2 separate regions of the Homo sapiens genome follow, and region 1 is linked to region 2. The links are chromatin contacts, found by Hi-C or POLR2A ChIA-PET in ENCODE. All regions are on one chromosome and are shown on one strand. Each heading gives the region's core, a stretch centred on a gene start or an enhancer-like site at or near the end of the contact. The rest is flanking DNA. Distances are from core to core; before and after follow the strand shown. Region 1 overlaps FBLN5 (fibulin 5). Region 2 overlaps CCDC88C (coiled-coil domain containing 88C).

Evidence for each region. Hi-C counts contacts between places; a loop is a spot of excess contacts on that map. ChIA-PET counts read pairs that join two places held with the same protein, here RNA polymerase II (POLR2A). Pooled maps may share reads with other maps.
Region 1: a loop to region 2 is called in a pooled map, with 5 times the contacts of the local background. The contact joins two enhancer-like sites. A Hi-C loop is called at or near these places in 1 of 37 single-sample maps with no recorded cell type and 8 of 50 pooled maps. POLR2A ChIA-PET finds 5 or more read pairs at or near these places in 3 of 52 experiments (CD4-positive, alpha-beta T cell, GM10248 and activated B cell).

Annotation. Positions count from the first base shown.
Region 1 is chr14:91,868,751-91,873,345 of GRCh38, reverse strand. FBLN5 (fibulin 5) reads left to right here. Exons shown (of 11, transcript NM_006329.4): 11 at 2,961-3,935. The coding sequence ends at 3,122. Among named protein-coding and RNA genes, the nearest start is that of TC2N, 3.5 kb to the right of the region's middle. Within about 2 kb of position 1,250, at least 27 of the 41 ENCODE cell types and tissues checked have a DNase peak (open chromatin) inside an H3K27ac peak, as active enhancers do.
Region 2 is chr14:91,363,678-91,368,223 of GRCh38, reverse strand. All of the region lies in intron 3 of CCDC88C (coiled-coil domain containing 88C), which reads left to right. Among named protein-coding and RNA genes, the nearest start is that of CCDC88C, 52 kb to the left of the region's middle. RefSeq lists enhancers at 669-748, 2,486-2,575, 2,935-3,184, 3,845-4,064 and a silencer at 3,675-3,724. Within about 2 kb of position 1,288, at least 5 of the 41 ENCODE cell types and tissues checked have a DNase peak (open chromatin) inside an H3K27ac peak, as active enhancers do.

The sequences.
Region 1 (4,595 bases), core at 1-2,500, 510 kb before region 2:
TTAAGAGGTGTAGGAAAGGTTGTAGCCAGATGCCTGGCATCATAACCACCACCGTCATCACTGTCGCCACCATCCTCCTCCTCCTCATCTTTTCGCACCACCAAGCCTACTAATGCCCACGGGCTCTCAGGGGTTTATTTCATTAATGCCCTGGCTCTGCCCTAAAAGCCGAATGTGGAGGTGGCTGTCCTCAGCTCTTGTGGCAGGTACTTGAGCTCTTCCAGGTGCTTGTGGGTAGGGTGGACCCAGGTGGAGGCCGGACTCACCAGCTTCTGCAGTTACTTCCAAATGGGAGAGTCTAGGATTTCAAATGGGATAGTTGAGGATTCTTTCGTACTCAGGAGACATTTACCAGGAGAGCCCAAAGGAACAACTTGGAAGTTTGCACTTGCCCCCTTCTCCCTTCCAGACCTTGGGCTCTGCAGATCTCCCTCTGGAGGGCTGTCCCTAGCTCAGGGTTCTCAACTCTTGGTCTTTGTTCACGCAGTGAAAGCTGGTGAGATATTTGTATATGTAAAGGCTGCAGGCATTTCCTTGTGTGGCTTTACCCTCTGAAGCCCTGGCCCAGGGCTCAGGTTTCGTAAGGGCTGACAAGGAAGTCCAAGAAATCTGCGTGAGGAGGTGCCAATAACGTGGATGCTGACGGGAACAGGAGGAACCAGTGCCAAGAGGAAATTGTGTGGCTGTCAGGCTGCCGATAGCCTCATGGATAGGGGAGGTCCCAGCGCCTGGCCTGCACCTGTCTGCCAGCCCCACCCTTGTCTTACTTGTGGTGGCTCTTGGGGATGTTCAGAACTTTATGGGGCGCCCTCCTTTTATGGAGACAGATAAAACATCTAGTGTAGCTTTAAACCAGCTAGGTTCCTTTATTTTGCAGAGACTGTTGCTTGCAGCTTCTGGGCACAGGGCTGGGCTCTGCAGTGTATGGGAAGTGATTGTCCAGCCCATCCCTTTTCTTCTTCACACTGTTTCCTCTAACAGTGCCAATATCTGTCCCTTGCACTGACCGCGAGCATCTCTCATTAGGTGGGTGCTAGGAAGAAGTGAAACACACATCAGCCTCTTCTGATACCTGCTGTGCAGTGAAAAAAGCCTGGGGCTTGGGGTCAGAAATACCTGAATGGAAGCCCTTGGTTCTGCCCAAGACTAGCTGGGTAACCCTAAGCAATTATTTAACCTCATGGGACCTCAGTTTGCTTACTTATAAAACGGGGAAGTAATGAGTCATACCTTTCATACAGCACTTAGACAAGGACAGCCAGGGCCCCCCCACCTGGGTCCTGTGCTTTTAGATCAATATTTCTCAATACTTAATGTGCACACAAAGCCCTGGGGATTGTGTTAAGCCACAGATTCTGGCTCAGTAGATCCTAGCCCTGAGATTCTGCATTTATAAGAAGCTCCCTGGTGATGCCCATGCTGCTGGTCCAGGGACCACACTTTGAGTGGCAAGGCCTTTCAGGGTTTTATGAGAATTTTTTTTTTTTTTTTTAGCTGGAGTCTCGCCGTTGTCCAGGGTGGAGTATAGTGGTGCGATCTCTATTCACTGCAACCTCTGCCCCCCAGGTTCAAGCAATTCTTGTGCCTCAGCCTCCCAAGTAGCTGGGATTACAGGCACCTGCCAACATGCCCTGCTAATTTTTCTAGTTTTAGTAGAGATGGGGTTTCACCATATCAGCCAGGCTGGTCTCCAACTCCTGGCCTCAAGTGATCCGCCCACCTCGGCCTCCCAAATGCTGGGATTACAGTTGTGAGCCATGGTGCCTGGCCATTTTATGAGGATTAAATAAGCAGATGTACATAAACATGGTTAGAAGAGTGCCTCACACATGATGGGTGCTCAGTTGATGTCATTCCTCTCTGCCTTCCTCCTTGAAAGTTTTAGAAAAAGACTCAGTGGAGGAGAGAGTTCACGCGAAATTATTAGGACCACAGTGATCAGGTTACAGAATGGTGAAGCTGGAGATGACTCTAGGGTGCCTAGAGGGGGGTTCTTAAATTCCACCTTTCCCAGGCATCACCTAAAAATATACTGACATAGAAAATCTTGGAATGGGCCCCTGGAATTGTTAGTTTAACAAAAAAAGTTCCAGTAGCCTTTGATGCCTTTTTTTTTTTTTTTTTAAATTACTGATCTGGTCCAAACCCTCATTTTATTTTTCCTCAAAAACGTTTTTTAAAACTTTTATTCCACTTTCAAGAGTACATGTGCATGTTGGTTGTATAGATAAATTACTGTGTCGTAGGAGTTTGGTGTATATATGATGTCATCACCCAGGTAATAAGCATAGTACCCAGTAGGTAGTTTTTCAATCCCCTCCCTCCTCCTGCCTCCCACCCTGAAGCAGGCCCTGGTGCCTGTTTTTCCCTTCTTTGTGTCCATGTGTATGTACTCAATGCCAAACCCTCATTTGAGAGATGAGCCCCAGAGGGGTGAAGTGACAGCCCTAAGCCATGCAGAAGTTTCAATCAATGATTCGTTCATCATTCAATATATGTTTTCTGAACACCTTCTGTGTTCAAGGCACCATGCTGGCTTCTAGGGGGACTCAGTGGTGAAAAGCCTGACCCCAGTACCTGTTCTTACAGAACTCATAGCCTAGTGGGAGCCTAGATATCAGACACGGATCAGGTAGACAGTATGGACAATCATACATGGTCATAAATGCTTTCCATCCTGTACAAAGTAAAGGCTGCAGCGTCAGAGGTCGCAGGGGGACCTGACTTAGATTGGGGAACCAGAGAAGGCTCCTCTTAGGAAGTGACCTTTCAGATGAGACCTGAAGGGTTTGCAGAAAAGAACCAGGTGGAGAGTGGGCAAAGCCAGGGAAAGAGCATGGCACAGTTGAGGCACCGAGGGGGTGCCAGTTTGACTGACGGAGGCAAGGGAGCGCCCAGGTGGGGCTGCAGGGCCACCATGCAGGCCTTTTCTCACTGGTGTTCCCCGGTTCTGTCCATAGCAAACGGGCCCCATCAGTGCCACCCTGGTGATGACACGCCCCATCAAAGGGCCCCGGGAAATCCAGCTGGACTTGGAAATGATCACTGTCAACACTGTCATCAACTTCAGAGGCAGCTCCGTGATCCGACTGCGGATATATGTGTCGCAGTACCCATTCTGAGCCTCGGGCTGGAGCCTCCGACGCTGCCTCTCATTGGCACCAAGGGACAGGAGAAGAGAGGAAATAACAGAGAGAATGAGAGCGACACAGACGTTAGGCATTTCCTGCTGAACGTTTCCCCGAAGAGTCAGCCCCGACTTCCTGACTCTCACCTGTACTATTGCAGACCTGTCACCCTGCAGGACTTGCCACCCCCAGTTCCTATGACACAGTTATCAAAAAGTATTATCATTGCTCCCCTGATAGAAGATTGTTGGTGAATTTTCAAGGCCTTCAGTTTATTTCCACTATTTTCAAAGAAAATAGATTAGGTTTGCGGGGGTCTGAGTCTATGTTCAAAGACTGTGAACAGCTTGCTGTCACTTCTTCACCTCTTCCACTCCTTCTCTCACTGTGTTACTGCTTTGCAAAGACCCGGGAGCTGGCGGGGAACCCTGGGAGTAGCTAGTTTGCTTTTTGCGTACACAGAGAAGGCTATGTAAACAAACCACAGCAGGATCGAAGGGTTTTTAGAGAATGTGTTTCAAAACCATGCCTGGTATTTTCAACCATAAAAGAAGTTTCAGTTGTCCTTAAATTTGTATAACGGTTTAATTCTGTCTTGTTCATTTTGAGTATTTTTAAAAAATATGTCGTAGAATTCCTTCGAAAGGCCTTCAGACACATGCTATGTTCTGTCTTCCCAAACCCAGTCTCCTCTCCATTTTAGCCCAGTGTTTTCTTTGAGGACCCCTTAATCTTGCTTTCTTTAGAATTTTTACCCAATTGGATTGGAATGCAGAGGTCTCCAAACTGATTAAATATTTGAAGAGAGCTTGTGTTTGGTTCATTTTGACATCATAGACGAGTCAGCCTTTGGGGTTCTAGTTCTGTTTAAACCTGTTTATTGTGCGCTGGCTTAGAAAGCTCTCCAGAGAGCTAGGGCATTATCTGTGACTCTGGCAAATTGATGGGAGGGGGGCGGTGGGGCAGAGAAATAGGGGTCGTGGGGAAGTTAGGGGGAGGCATCATCCCTGAGTCCTGTTTCATCTGATTAGAAAACAACCAACAATCCTTCTCTTACGTAGATTATTTCCGGTGCTCCTGCAGAACAGGAATGTATTCAAGTTACTTTAAACCAGTGGCCTTCAACCCTGGCTGCATAGACGGATAACCAGTAGAACTTTGGAGGAAAGATTGATTCCCCGGGACATGCCCCCAGACACTCTGATGTCATTGGGCTTAGGTAGGGCCCGGCCATCAGGATTTTTGAAAACTTGACTATGTAGCCAGAGTTGAGAATGTATTGTTATAAACCCTAGAAAGAGAGGTGGACAGATGGGGCTGGAGCCCTAGCTGCCTTGCCCTCAATGTCTTTTCTGCTCATTGTAGGATACATTATTCTTTTCCTGGTCAGGGCCTCTGGACATCCTTCAAGTCTTAGAACCCTGTGCAGGGGCCAAGAGAGTCAACATTGCAAGTCACAGGAGAACA
Region 2 (4,546 bases), core at 39-2,538:
TTGCAGTGATAGAGCAGAACAGTAGGTTTTCAGATCTTGGTTCCCTTGTCAACATGGAAGAGACAGAGAAGACACCTCCTCCACAAAAGAGGTTTTTAAAAACTGTGTACTCAATATATATTTTGAGGAATATTTTCTGATTTAATTTTCCCAACTGTCACTATTAGCAGCTTTTTGCCACTTCGGAGTGGGGAGTTGATTGACATGGCACAGTGTAGAAAGTGCCGCAGAAGGGGGCTGAGGAAGCATTAGGAGTTCAGGGGAGAAAAAAATCATCCGGCATCAGGTGGCTGCCTAGAGGAGGGGGCGTTTTAGCTGAGCTTTGGAGGGCGAGTAGGGTCTGGCAGGTGGTAATCTGGTGGTAATGGGGCTGTGGGAGGAAGGGCACCCTCGTGGGAAGCGCAGAGAGTGTTGGTAGTTCAGTTTGATGCTCAGGGTAACCGAAGGGTTGACTTGCTGCCCACACTTAGCAGTTAATACATTTCCTGGCTCTGTCCCTCACGTGTCAGACTCCTAAGCATTCTCTACAGCCCAGCTCAGAAGCTGTCTCCTCTGGGAAGCCTTCCCAGACTTGTCTGGGCAGTTTGGCAGTACTCCCTGTGCTGTGCTGCCACTGTCTACCTCCCTCCCAGACAGGCCGAGAGTTCTCTGCTCGCTGCAAGGTGTACACAGTACGTGTCTTCTGAATATCTGAACCCCAGAGCAGACCTAAAGGTGTAGAAAATGCCCCGGCTTTGGGCACCAGGGAAGACGGTGTCTAGAGGTGTGCTGGGTGCACCTGCGAAGCCGACGTCACTCATGCTTCTGCTATTTCAGTCTTGACTGTTAGCGTGTGTGGGTCAACAGCGGCATTCTTTGTGGTTTTGCTTTGGCTGTGTGGAAGGCTCTCTTTGCTGTTTGGACCATCTTGGTCTCCTTGGCAACCGTGAGCGTCACCTTCATCCTGAATGCCTGTGCTGGGCGTTCATCTTAACTTTTCTGGGATTTCCCTCTCATTTATTCTGCATTAGCAGCTCCCATTCATAGCCACATGAGGGGCATCCTGTGGGCCTAAACGCTTGGCTTTCGGCAGCGTTTATTCTTCCTTCCTGGTAAAATATCAAGCTGCGAGATTCAGTTTCACTTAGAAGGAGAAAAATAATTCTTCCCATTTCTTCGTGAAATCATTGTTCTTGGTCCAACTGTCCTAGTGTTTTCAGTGGATACTGAAGCTAACCTCTGCCACATGCACAGAACGGTGTTTCCACCTGCATCTTTCCCAGGACTGTAATGTTTCTCCCACCTGCGGAGAAAATGACCTTTTTGTTGGAGCAGGCACAGTGGTTGAGATGGCCCTGGCAGGTTGTTAAGTCTTTTCAGGAGGCCCTTACTTTGCCTCAGGTGTTGAGTGGGCCTTTTCTGGGACCTCTGAGGCTCTGTCTTCACAGGGCTTATACCCTGAGAGTCAGCCTTTCGCCCAGGACCCCGTCCCCCTTCACTGGTTACAGACCCCTTGGGTGCTCCTGGCTCCCATCTGTTCTTCCCAATCAAGAGGCTTGGCTTCTCCTGATGAGAAGATGCTTGAAGGTGCAGCTTGCTTTTTGTGGCTATTATTTAAAATGGCAATCTACTTCATTCCTCATCTTGGATAGTTGGTGAATTGTCTCAGAGGAAAGAGTGGCTATAGATATATGGATATAGATACAGATACATGGTTTTTTGTTTGTTTGTTTCTTGTTTTTTTTTATTTTTATATTTTTTTAGACCGTCTTGCTCTGTTGCCGAGGCTGGAGGGCAGTGGCGCAATCTCGGCTCACTGCAATCTCTGCGTCCCGGGTTCAAGCAATTCTCCTGCCTCAGCCTCCCAAGTAGCTGGGATTACAGGCACATGCCACTGTGCCTGGCTAGTTTTTGTATTTTTAGTAGAGATGGGGCTTTGCCATGTTGGCCAGGCTGGTCTTGAACTCCTGACCTCAGGTGACCCGCTCGCCTTGGCCTCCCAAAGTGCTGGGATTACAGGCGTGAACCACCATGCCCAGCCCTGTGTGTGTGTGTGTGTGTGTGTGTGTGTGTGTGTGTGTGTGTGTGTGTATTTTTTAAGTAGGTCTGTCATGTTCACAGCTGAAATACCTAGTTAAATAGATGCCTCTGACTATATGGTCTCTGTGAGAACCTTTACAGAATATTTAGAAAATGCTGGGGAAACTTGCTCTTGCCCTAATCACTCTAATAAAGAAAATTCTGTCATTTTAGTGTAATATATTTCCTTTGAGGTTTTGTTTTCTTTTTTCAACATCCATTTCCTACTGTACATACAATTATGTATCTTTTTACACCTTTGAGCACTCTTTGCTGCCTTCCTAAATGGGATGAGTGGCCATAGCGTCCTGAACCGTTCCCCAGCGTTAATTTGCAGCAAGACTGTTAGAGTGCTGTTCTCTAATCTCACACCTCTTTCATGCTTCCTTTTGTAGTTTTGGGGAGGATTTGGGCCTTTAATAGTCTGTGGTTGACAGATTGCATAGTAGATGGTTGACTCAGAGTTGGGGTCTACATACTTGTTCTCAGAGCGGGGCTAAGGATGTCATTTAAGGTACTTGAGCTGAGTACCTTGTTGCCAAACCAAGGGTGGAGGTCCCAAAAGAAAGCACAGGCTCAGTTCAGGGTCTCCAAGACATTGAGCCCGTGGCGAACGTGGTTGAGTGGATGCACCATTTCTAAGTCCCAGATAGAGACTGGCTGAAAAGGAATGAGGCGGCCTGTCCCCCTAACAGTTTAATGGCCTCAACTGGACAAAACAGAAAATGAGCTTCATCTACAAGCCCCAGGAGCCATACAGGGTCATGTGGGGCGTGAGGGGCCACCGTAGGTGGAGAAGGGAGGCGCTCAGACCCCTTTCCTTGGGTCCTTCCCAGCCTAGTCCCTTCCCGTCCTGGTCCCTACCTGCTTCATGGGCTCCAGACACCTGCCTGCCACTCATTCTGTCCTGCCTCTCATTCTGTCCTGCCTCTCAGGAGGGCAGAAGCCCCAGCAAGGTGAAACCTGCCTGGGAGGGGTGAGGGGTGAGGGGTGAGGGAGTTGGAGGAGAGGAGGAGAGCACTTAGGCTGGAGGGGACCGTAGGGTGCCTGTGGCCTCCTGGAGCCAGCAGTGACAAGTGCTTAGCGTCACAGCATTGGCCTGGACGCTGGTCTTGTTTGCAGTGGCCCCACCACCCAGCATGGGCGTCACTCCCTAACCAGGCGCCGCTACGATCTGATGTCGTCCTCCCCTGTCAGAGCTTCATTGCCTATGAAGCCTGGAGTGGGACACCTGTATCCTGTGTTTTGGGGATGGTCCCGATTTCTCAACAAGTACATTGATGTTTGTCCCCAGCAGGTTCTAATAGAATCAGCTTTCTCTTTGGTTCTGTTCTTAGAACTCTACGCCTGTGACCTTGGAAAGCCACCGCTACAGGCCTTGAGATGCAGCATGCTCTGGGCCACCTTCAGTTTGCTTCCTGTGATCTGGGTTGGGAGCTGGGAATGGAGGCTTGTTGACACCGTGTGCAGACACAACTGCTGCCCCTGCCACCTTCCTGCCGGGGTGACAAATGCTTCCTGAGGGGGTCCTGGCCCACCCCAACCCTCCCCCTTGGGGTGACTGATAAGAGCCTAGATTTTAGATTTGAGGCCAGGGTGTTGTCAGGTGGGTGGGCCCTCTCCCCTTGTGAGATTACAAAGCGCTTTTCAGCCTTGCTCTCCCCCAACCCCTAGGGACACCAGTGGCCCCTGCAGTATCCAAAACACAAATGCACCTGCCTCTGACCCTTTGTTCATTGACTTCTTTTGGTTTGTTTAAAGCATTTAATTGGCCGAGGAGTCATTCCAGGATGCAGTTGAAAAGCAAGTCATTTATGAAAAGCAAAATCTTATTTTAGGATCCGAAAGCAAACCTAAAGGAGAAGTGGGGAGGAGTGCAATCTACCCTGGATTGCAATGCCACACCCCTACCATGTGCTCTGCGGAAGGGGGTTCCCTTGGAGGGCCATGTGCCAAGCCTGACCCTCTTCTTCCCTGTCCATCAGACCACAAGGACCGGTGACAAGACAGAGGCCTCAGCGAGGCTGGTGTGTGTCCCTTGTCCCTCAAGCTTGCCTTGGCACTTGTTTCTGCCATTGCAAAGACTAGAGTGGCACAAGGAGGGCTCACTGGCAAATGTGGGGGCCTGTCCAGAGCACCACTGGGCTTGCACTCTCCAGCCTGGTGTGGTCCTGCCTCACAGGTGGCTGGCTGGGGTGTGACCAGGTGCCCTGGCAGGACAGCATCAGCTGCAGCCTCCAAGTGAGTGGCTTTCTGTTCTGATGCCACGTGGGAGGGTCCCCTCGTCAGCAGCCTCCTCACGTCCCTGCCAGACTGAGGGCCAGCCCAGAGGCCCCTCACCCCACCACATTCCCCGCGGGGGAGGGCAAAGGCCTGGTGTTGGGGCCCAGTAGCCACCAGTCGCATGTGGCCTTCAGGGCCTGGAGATACCGCAGTGTGACTGTGGAAATGAATTTTTTATTTTAGTTCATTTAAATTTAAAAACTGG